Linked DNA regions of Homo sapiens: region 2 is linked to region 1. The links are chromatin contacts, found by Hi-C in ENCODE. All regions are on one chromosome and are shown on one strand. Each heading gives the region's core, a stretch centred on a gene start or an enhancer-like site at or near the end of the contact. The rest is flanking DNA. Distances are from core to core; before and after follow the strand shown. Region 1 has its middle 44 kb from the start of LINC01734. Region 2 has its middle 310 kb from the start of LINC01734.

What was found. A loop is a pair of places that touch in the nucleus more often than their neighbours do. Pooled maps may share reads with other maps.
Region 2: a pooled map shows a loop between it and region 1 (4-fold over the local background). The contact joins two enhancer-like sites. A Hi-C loop is called at or near these places in 4 of 37 single-sample maps with no recorded cell type and 4 of 50 pooled maps.

Annotation. Positions count from the first base shown.
Region 1 is chr20:39,267,258-39,270,705 of GRCh38, reverse strand. No RefSeq gene overlaps it. Among named protein-coding and RNA genes, the nearest start is that of LINC01734, 44 kb to the right of the region's middle. RefSeq lists an enhancer at 826-1,326. Within about 2 kb of position 1,610, at least 5 of the 41 ENCODE cell types and tissues checked have a DNase peak (open chromatin) inside an H3K27ac peak, as active enhancers do.
Region 2 is chr20:39,536,976-39,540,442 of GRCh38, reverse strand. No RefSeq gene overlaps it. Among named protein-coding and RNA genes, the nearest start is that of LINC01734, 310 kb to the right of the region's middle. Within about 2 kb of position 2,167, at least 2 of the 41 ENCODE cell types and tissues checked have a DNase peak (open chromatin) inside an H3K27ac peak, as active enhancers do.

The DNA.
Region 1 (3,448 bases), core at 361-2,860:
GCATACAGATCCAAACTGTACCCAAGTGTATATATTTGTATGAAGTTAAAGTGCATATGCCAATGTGCCTGAGTAGCTGTGCACAGGTGTGTGTGTGTGTGTGTGCACCTGTGTGTTCCTGGTGCACATATACAAGTATGTATATGTGCACATGTATGTATATGTGCAAATATGTGTAAGTGCCTTGTGTGCCTATACGTACATGTGTGCATATGTGAATTTATGTCCATGCACATGCACGTATTTAGATAGTTATACATTCGGGTATGGTGGTATGTGTACACAAATTATCCTGAAGACATGTTGCTATCCAAGGGGATGCAATGTGAGCATACACAGGTATGCATATTTTGGGGTGCCTTCATACATATTGTAAATATATCTGTATGTATCAGGGCAAGAGGTGTAGGGAGTTTGCTGCCTCGATGGATTAAGAGCTGAGCCATCAATTTCCATCCTTATGTCATAGTGAGTGATTTGGCTTGTCACTGGGACATTGCCATTCAAATTTAGCTCTTATGATCCAGAAACTTTTTCTGTCATGTGAACTGCTGCATTCTCAGGACCCAAAAGAGAGCCTGGCACAGAGGAAGTTTCAATGACATATACTGATAGAATAGATTAATGGATGGATGGAAAATAGATGGATTGATAAATGGATGAATGGGGAAGGATGGGCAGATGGATGGAAAAGGATGGAGGGATACATGGCAGGGTAGATAAATGAGTAGCTGGGTAGGTGGGTGGCTGGGTGGGTGAGTTGATGGAAGGATGGATGGATGAGGGGCTAGATGGATGGAGGGGATGGATGGATGGGAGAATGGCTGAATAGAATAAATGGTTTGCCATAGGTCACTGGGTCTATCAGGCCTCCCAGTAGTGGGTGCATCCCAGTCTTTTTCCCTCAGGGTAAATCCTAAGCTTCTCTGGCTTTCAGACAGCTCAGCTGAACCTCAGACAGCTTCATCCGGGGCAGGCAGCAGGCTCAGAGGGCTCACAAGCTGCCAGAATCAACCAAGGCAAAATACTGCAGAGTCAAGAGCAGGAAGGGCAGGGACTGCTTTGGAGTAGCTGACAAATCTCAGCTTTGCTAGGCTAACAGGAAGCTGGCCTGGCCAGGCAGGCCCAGGAGGATACAAACCAAAAAGGCCCCTTCAGGGGCTTGTATACCCCAAGCCAGGGTTCCTGCATCTGGCTTTTGTGCTGGGGCTGCAGCTGCCAGCTCCTGACCCTATCCCCAGGCCTGTCCTTCTCTGTCACTGTTCTTCCTGCTCCTTGCATCTTCCACAGCAGGGGGAAGCCACGTGCCCATCCCCATCCAGACGCAGATGCGGCTCATCACAGTTCCATCACCCCAGACTAGGATGATACAGGGAATCTACGGATAGCTTCCCATCACTGCTGTCCTTGCTTCCCAGACTCCCCTGGGTGTTGGTTCTCTCTGGAGCTGACCAGACCCTGGAGGGGGCCCCAAGACCCCAAGCGGGTCAGTTTTTGTGGCTGTCAGTCCTCCCACCATCCTTTTGAGCATTGACAGGGTTTTGCCTGGCCCACCTGCTGTCGGGGCCTGCCCCCTAGTGGCTGACTCTGCCCCATACACTGCCCTACCCCAGGGCACCAGCTCTGAGCCTGGTGGCCCCCTCAGCCAGCCTCAGCCAAGAAAGGAGCGCTGAGTCTTTGCAAAAGCTCCACCATGGCCCCATTTCTCCCTTTTCAGCCATGGACACGGTGGGGCCAGATCTCTCCACACGCACACAGTACTGGCTTCCCTGAGTCTGCATTGCCCCCAGTCTGTCTGCAAGTGTCCATCCATCCGGATGGTGATTAAGCACGAACAGGAAGAGTTAGGATGTGATCCCTGAACCCAGGAGGCTCATAAAGACAATAGCTGGGACAATAGCAAGAGGCACTGGGCGTCCTGTCTATTTTGGGGAGGCCCCAAGCATGGCTGGCCAAAACCAAGGGCATCCTGAGGCTCATTAATCTGTGTGGGAGTTATGAAGACAGGATAGAGGGTCCAGGAGGCCTTCCGCCAGTCGTTTCCTCCCAGCCCACCGGCTCTGCTCCATACTCCACACGCGGAGCCCCTGGCCCCAGCCTCCAGAGACCCAGCCTTGCCAGCTCTCTGCGGTAGACCCAGCTCCCTTCCTCTCCTTTCAAAGACTTGTACTGAGAGATTAGAGGCCCTGGCCTTTCTGGGATCCACTCTTTGTTTTCTCCCTGAGGGAGGCAAAGGAAGAAGTAAAACACTATCAGCCTCATCCAGGCTGAGGCAATGGAGAAACTGCCTTGAAATATCCTTCTGGTGCTCTGTTCCCACGGCCTGGCCTCCTTGGAGCCCAGGAGTAGCAAAAGGTTAATTGCTAGGGTGTTGGGCCCAAGCAGTCGGCTGGAGGAGCCAGAAAGCCAACTGTTAAATATGCAGTTGTTACATATGCCTCTCTCCTTTCCCTTCTCCCTCTATCCTTCTCTCCCAATCACTAAACGGTTGCTAGCTTGAAATCAGACATGATGTAAGCAAATGCCTCTCTCTCTTCCCTTCTCCCTCTATCCTTCTCTCCCAATTGCTAAACAGTTGCTAGCTTGAAATCAGACATAGTGTAAGTATTTACACCACAGAAACTGGCAAACACTGTAAAACAAACCAGTACCATCAAGGCAGTCGTGAAGCCCCACTTTCCTGGTCCCAGGATGAAAGTCAGACACCCAATTGACTTGGTTGGAAACCATCACTTGTGACAGTTTTAGGGCCACAGAGGCTGGAGTACACACCAGCATATTGTTCCCAGCACCCTAACCTTATTCCACCTGCCCTTGCAGTCTCTGACCCTGGATGGTACTAGGACATGAGATCAGTCTGAAGAGTCAGGAGACCTGGATTCTACCGCAGATGCTGCCCCTGTCACTTTACCTCACTGATTCTTTATTTTTCAACAGGAAAATGGAGCAGTAATAACCCACTGTAGGACTCAAACTTCATTGGGTTGTTGTGAGAATTGAATAGACTATTGCACGTGAAGCACTTAGCACATTGAGAGTATTGTGGGACCTGGTTGATAGTAACTATTCGATAAAAGTCAGCTGTTGTCACCATTATTGTTATTAACATTACTTTCCTCATGAGTGTTTTAAGGCTAAAATAAAATAATAGCTATAAAAACATCTGCATGATTTTTTGTCTTTAAAATGTTTCCAGTAATGTAAACCAAAAGTGGCCTGGATGTCTCCTTCAACTTTTCCTATGCCCAGGTTCATCTAAGCACAATGCTTGGCCAATGAATGGCAGGTGACCAACCATACAGCTTAGACATTTTAGGAACTATGACATTTCTAACACGATAAAGGAGTCCTGGTCCTTTGCTTGTTCACCTAGGGTATATATCTTATTGTAAATTGTTGCGAACCTAATTTTTGGAGCTGAGGTGTGGTATCTACTCAAATCCTCAGA
Region 2 (3,467 bases), core at 918-3,417, 270 kb before region 1:
GGGTTCTTCCCTTCTCCCCAAGATGTTTATTAATTAAACAGATAAAAATACTATTGTAGAAACATAGTAGTTGGTCATCATCTTCACCAAGTGGTCCAAAGTCAACATCACCAGTGATAGGCTATGTTAACGTTATGCACCTCCTGATACAAAAAGGGCCAGAACTTCTGTGGTATGCATGCCGAAAATGCCTAACCTCAATCTAATCAGGAAGGGGGAAAATCAGATAAACCCAAGCTGAAGGGCATTCTACAAAATAACCAACCAATACGTTTCAAAAGTGTCAGGTCATGAAGACAAGGAAAGACTAAGAAATCATTAAAGATCAGAGAAGACCAAAGGGACACAACAAGTAAAAGCAATGTGGGGTCCTGGATGGGATCCTGGAATAGATAAAGAACATAAGTAGAAAAACTGCTGAAATTCAAATAAGGTCTGTAGTTTAGTTACTTTACAATACAATACAATTATTGTACTATAGGAACAGTGTCTTAATCTGTCTTGTTTTGCTATAACAGAATACCTAAGACTGGGTCATTTATAAAGAGAAGAGGTTTATTCAACACTTGATTCTTGTGGGTGAAAAGTCCAGGATTGAACAGCTGCATCTGGGCAGGTGCCTCAAGCTGCTTCCACTCAAGGTGGAAAGCAGAAGGAGAGTGGATGTGTGCAGAGGCCACACAGTGAGAGAGGAAGCAAGAGAGCAAAACTGAGGAAGCCAGGCTGTTTTTACAACCTGCACTCTCAGGAACTAACTCACTTCTGCAAGAGTGAGAACTCATTCACCCAGGTTGTAGGCCATTAATCTATCCTTGAGGGATCTACCCTCATGACCCAAATACCTCTCATTAGGCCCCACCCTCCAATGCTGCCATATTGGGCATCAACTTTCAATTTTGGTCAATTTTTAAGCTTTGACAGGGACAAACCAAACCATAGAAGACAGTATTATAGTATTGTACCAAGTTATTTTTCCGGTTTTGATTTATTGTACTATGGTTACTCAAGATATCAACATGAAGAGTAGCTGAGTGAAGGGTATACAGAAACTCTACCATTTTTGCAATTTTTCAAAATGTAAATATTTTCAAAAGTGAAATGGCAACTTGAAACAAATTTTAAATAATGACAAAGCTGAAATTTTTCTGAAAAAATTCCTATCTTTATGCATAGGTGTGAAGAAACCACTCTAATTTTTTTTTAATTTTTTTATTATACTTTAAGTTCTGGGATACATGTGCAGAATGAGCAGGTTTGTCACATAGGTATACACCTGCCTTGGTGGTTTGCTGCACCCATCAACCCGTCATCTACATTAGGTATTTCTCCTAATGCTATCCCTCCCCTAGCCCCCCACTCCCCGACAGGCCCTGGTGGAAACCACTCTATTTTTAAAATGTTTCATTCAGCTAAATTTGCTAAAAGATCAGAAGGAAATATGTTCTATTGATTCACAAAATAGTTTGAAATAAATGTAAATTCTTTTGAGAACTGCTGCTTGTGGGAGCAGCATAGAGTTTGTAAATAATGCATGTTCCTGTCCACTGTAACAAGGCACTCATGTGGTGCTATTCTGCTTGGAAGAAAGCCACTATAGGGTCAGAAAGAGAAGAGAGAAAACAATATATTAAACCCTTCTGACATGGGAGAGAAGAGAGGAAAGAAAAAGATCATCTGAGATCTCTGCTATGAGAAATAGAATTTGCACACTTTATCTACTATCTAATTAGGCAACTCTGTCAGAAGGCATTTTAATTGTTCATTTTTGCACAGTATCTCATGGAACACAAATAGAAAAAAAAATCTAAATGTTGACATTTTTGAAGCTAAAGGCAAAGAAACAGAGAAGTAAGGTCATTTTTTTAATCTTGCAGGGTTAGAGAAGCATAAGCAAATTAATAGACAATGAGGAAGAAGCAGGTGCAAGAGAAAGAGGAAGGTAAGATACACACAAGATGAGCTATAATTATAAAACCAGCCCCAGACTTATAAGAGTTCAGCCATTTGCACTCAAATTCTCACAGGACCAGAAGGACTGAGATCACAAGCCAGCAAAAAAATTAGCAGCTCCTTCCTAACCTAACCAGGTTTGGAGGGAATCATTTTTCTGATCTGCACTGAAGGGTTGATGTACAAAGGAGTCAGTACAGCTGGAGGATCAGGGATGGCTGCAGTTTTTACCTGTTCTTGCCTGGTCCCATAGGAGAGGTGCTACCCCAATTGCTAGCCTGAAACTCCCTTCTTAGGCCTGCCAGTCCCTTTTCAGTTCTGGGGTGCCTTCCCATTGTGCATTGCCTCCTGTGACCTCCTTTGTGTTCTATCTGGACAACATAGGAGTGCTGTGATTGTTACACTCTAGAGAGCTTCACAGACCTCCCAAATATAGACATTCGGGCTGCTTCCTCAGGAATGGACCCTAATGGCTTCTCTTGATTTTCCCAAAGCTACGTTCAAATTGTCATATCCATTAAATGGATATCTATAACGAGTGCCACACCTCTGTTCTGCAGGGGAGAGTTTGCTATATGTGTTTAAATGCCTGGCCCAGCATGTTTTCCATTGCCCTGTGATCTCCTTTCTAGTTCAATTGCAGTTAGCAATAACATCTCTTGACATGAGCAAAAATCCAAAAGGGATGAATATCTTGACAAAGCTGGTAAACATCTCTGTTTGAAAGCTGGTTGCCCTGTAAACTTGTACCTGGAAATGTTTTTAGGTCATTTTGCCACCTATGAAAATTGTACTCAATATAATCATTTTAAAACAAGACAAAAAATTATAAAAGTGCCATGTTGAAGATGTTTATTTATTTTCTTTTTTTTTTTCTTTTCTAGACGAAGTTTTGCTCTTGTTACCCAGGCTGGAGTGCAATGGTGAGATCTCAGCTCACTGCAATCTCTATCTCCCGGGTTCAAGCAATTCTCCTGCCTCAGCCTCCTGAGTAGCTGGGATTACAGGCACGTGCCACCACGCCCAGCTAATTTTTGTATTTTTAGTATAGATGGGGTTTCACCATGTAGGCCAGGCTGGTCTTGAACTCCTGACCTCAAGATCTGCCCACCTCAGCCTCCCAAAGTGCTGGGATTACAGAAGATGTTTATTTCTGTGATAGTTTAATGTATTATTAAAAACAATTGTAAATACCATAAATACCTAATAATAGAGAAATGGTTAAGTAAATAAAATTACATCCACTTGATGGAATAGTATGCAGCCAGTCAAAATGTCTGTTAGGAATACGACAAAGAAACTCAACATTTGTTTATAATATAATGTTAAGTGAATCAAGCAAAATATAAAATTATATGACACTATGAGTAACACTGGAAAAATTATGTCTACATATGGACAAGGCCTGCGGTAAATATGAAAAATGGAAACAGCTTTATTTGGGGGTTTTGTTATTGTCATTGTAATTCTGTTGCTCAGCAAATACAGAATTTGTAAAAGGAAAAAGAACTCAACAA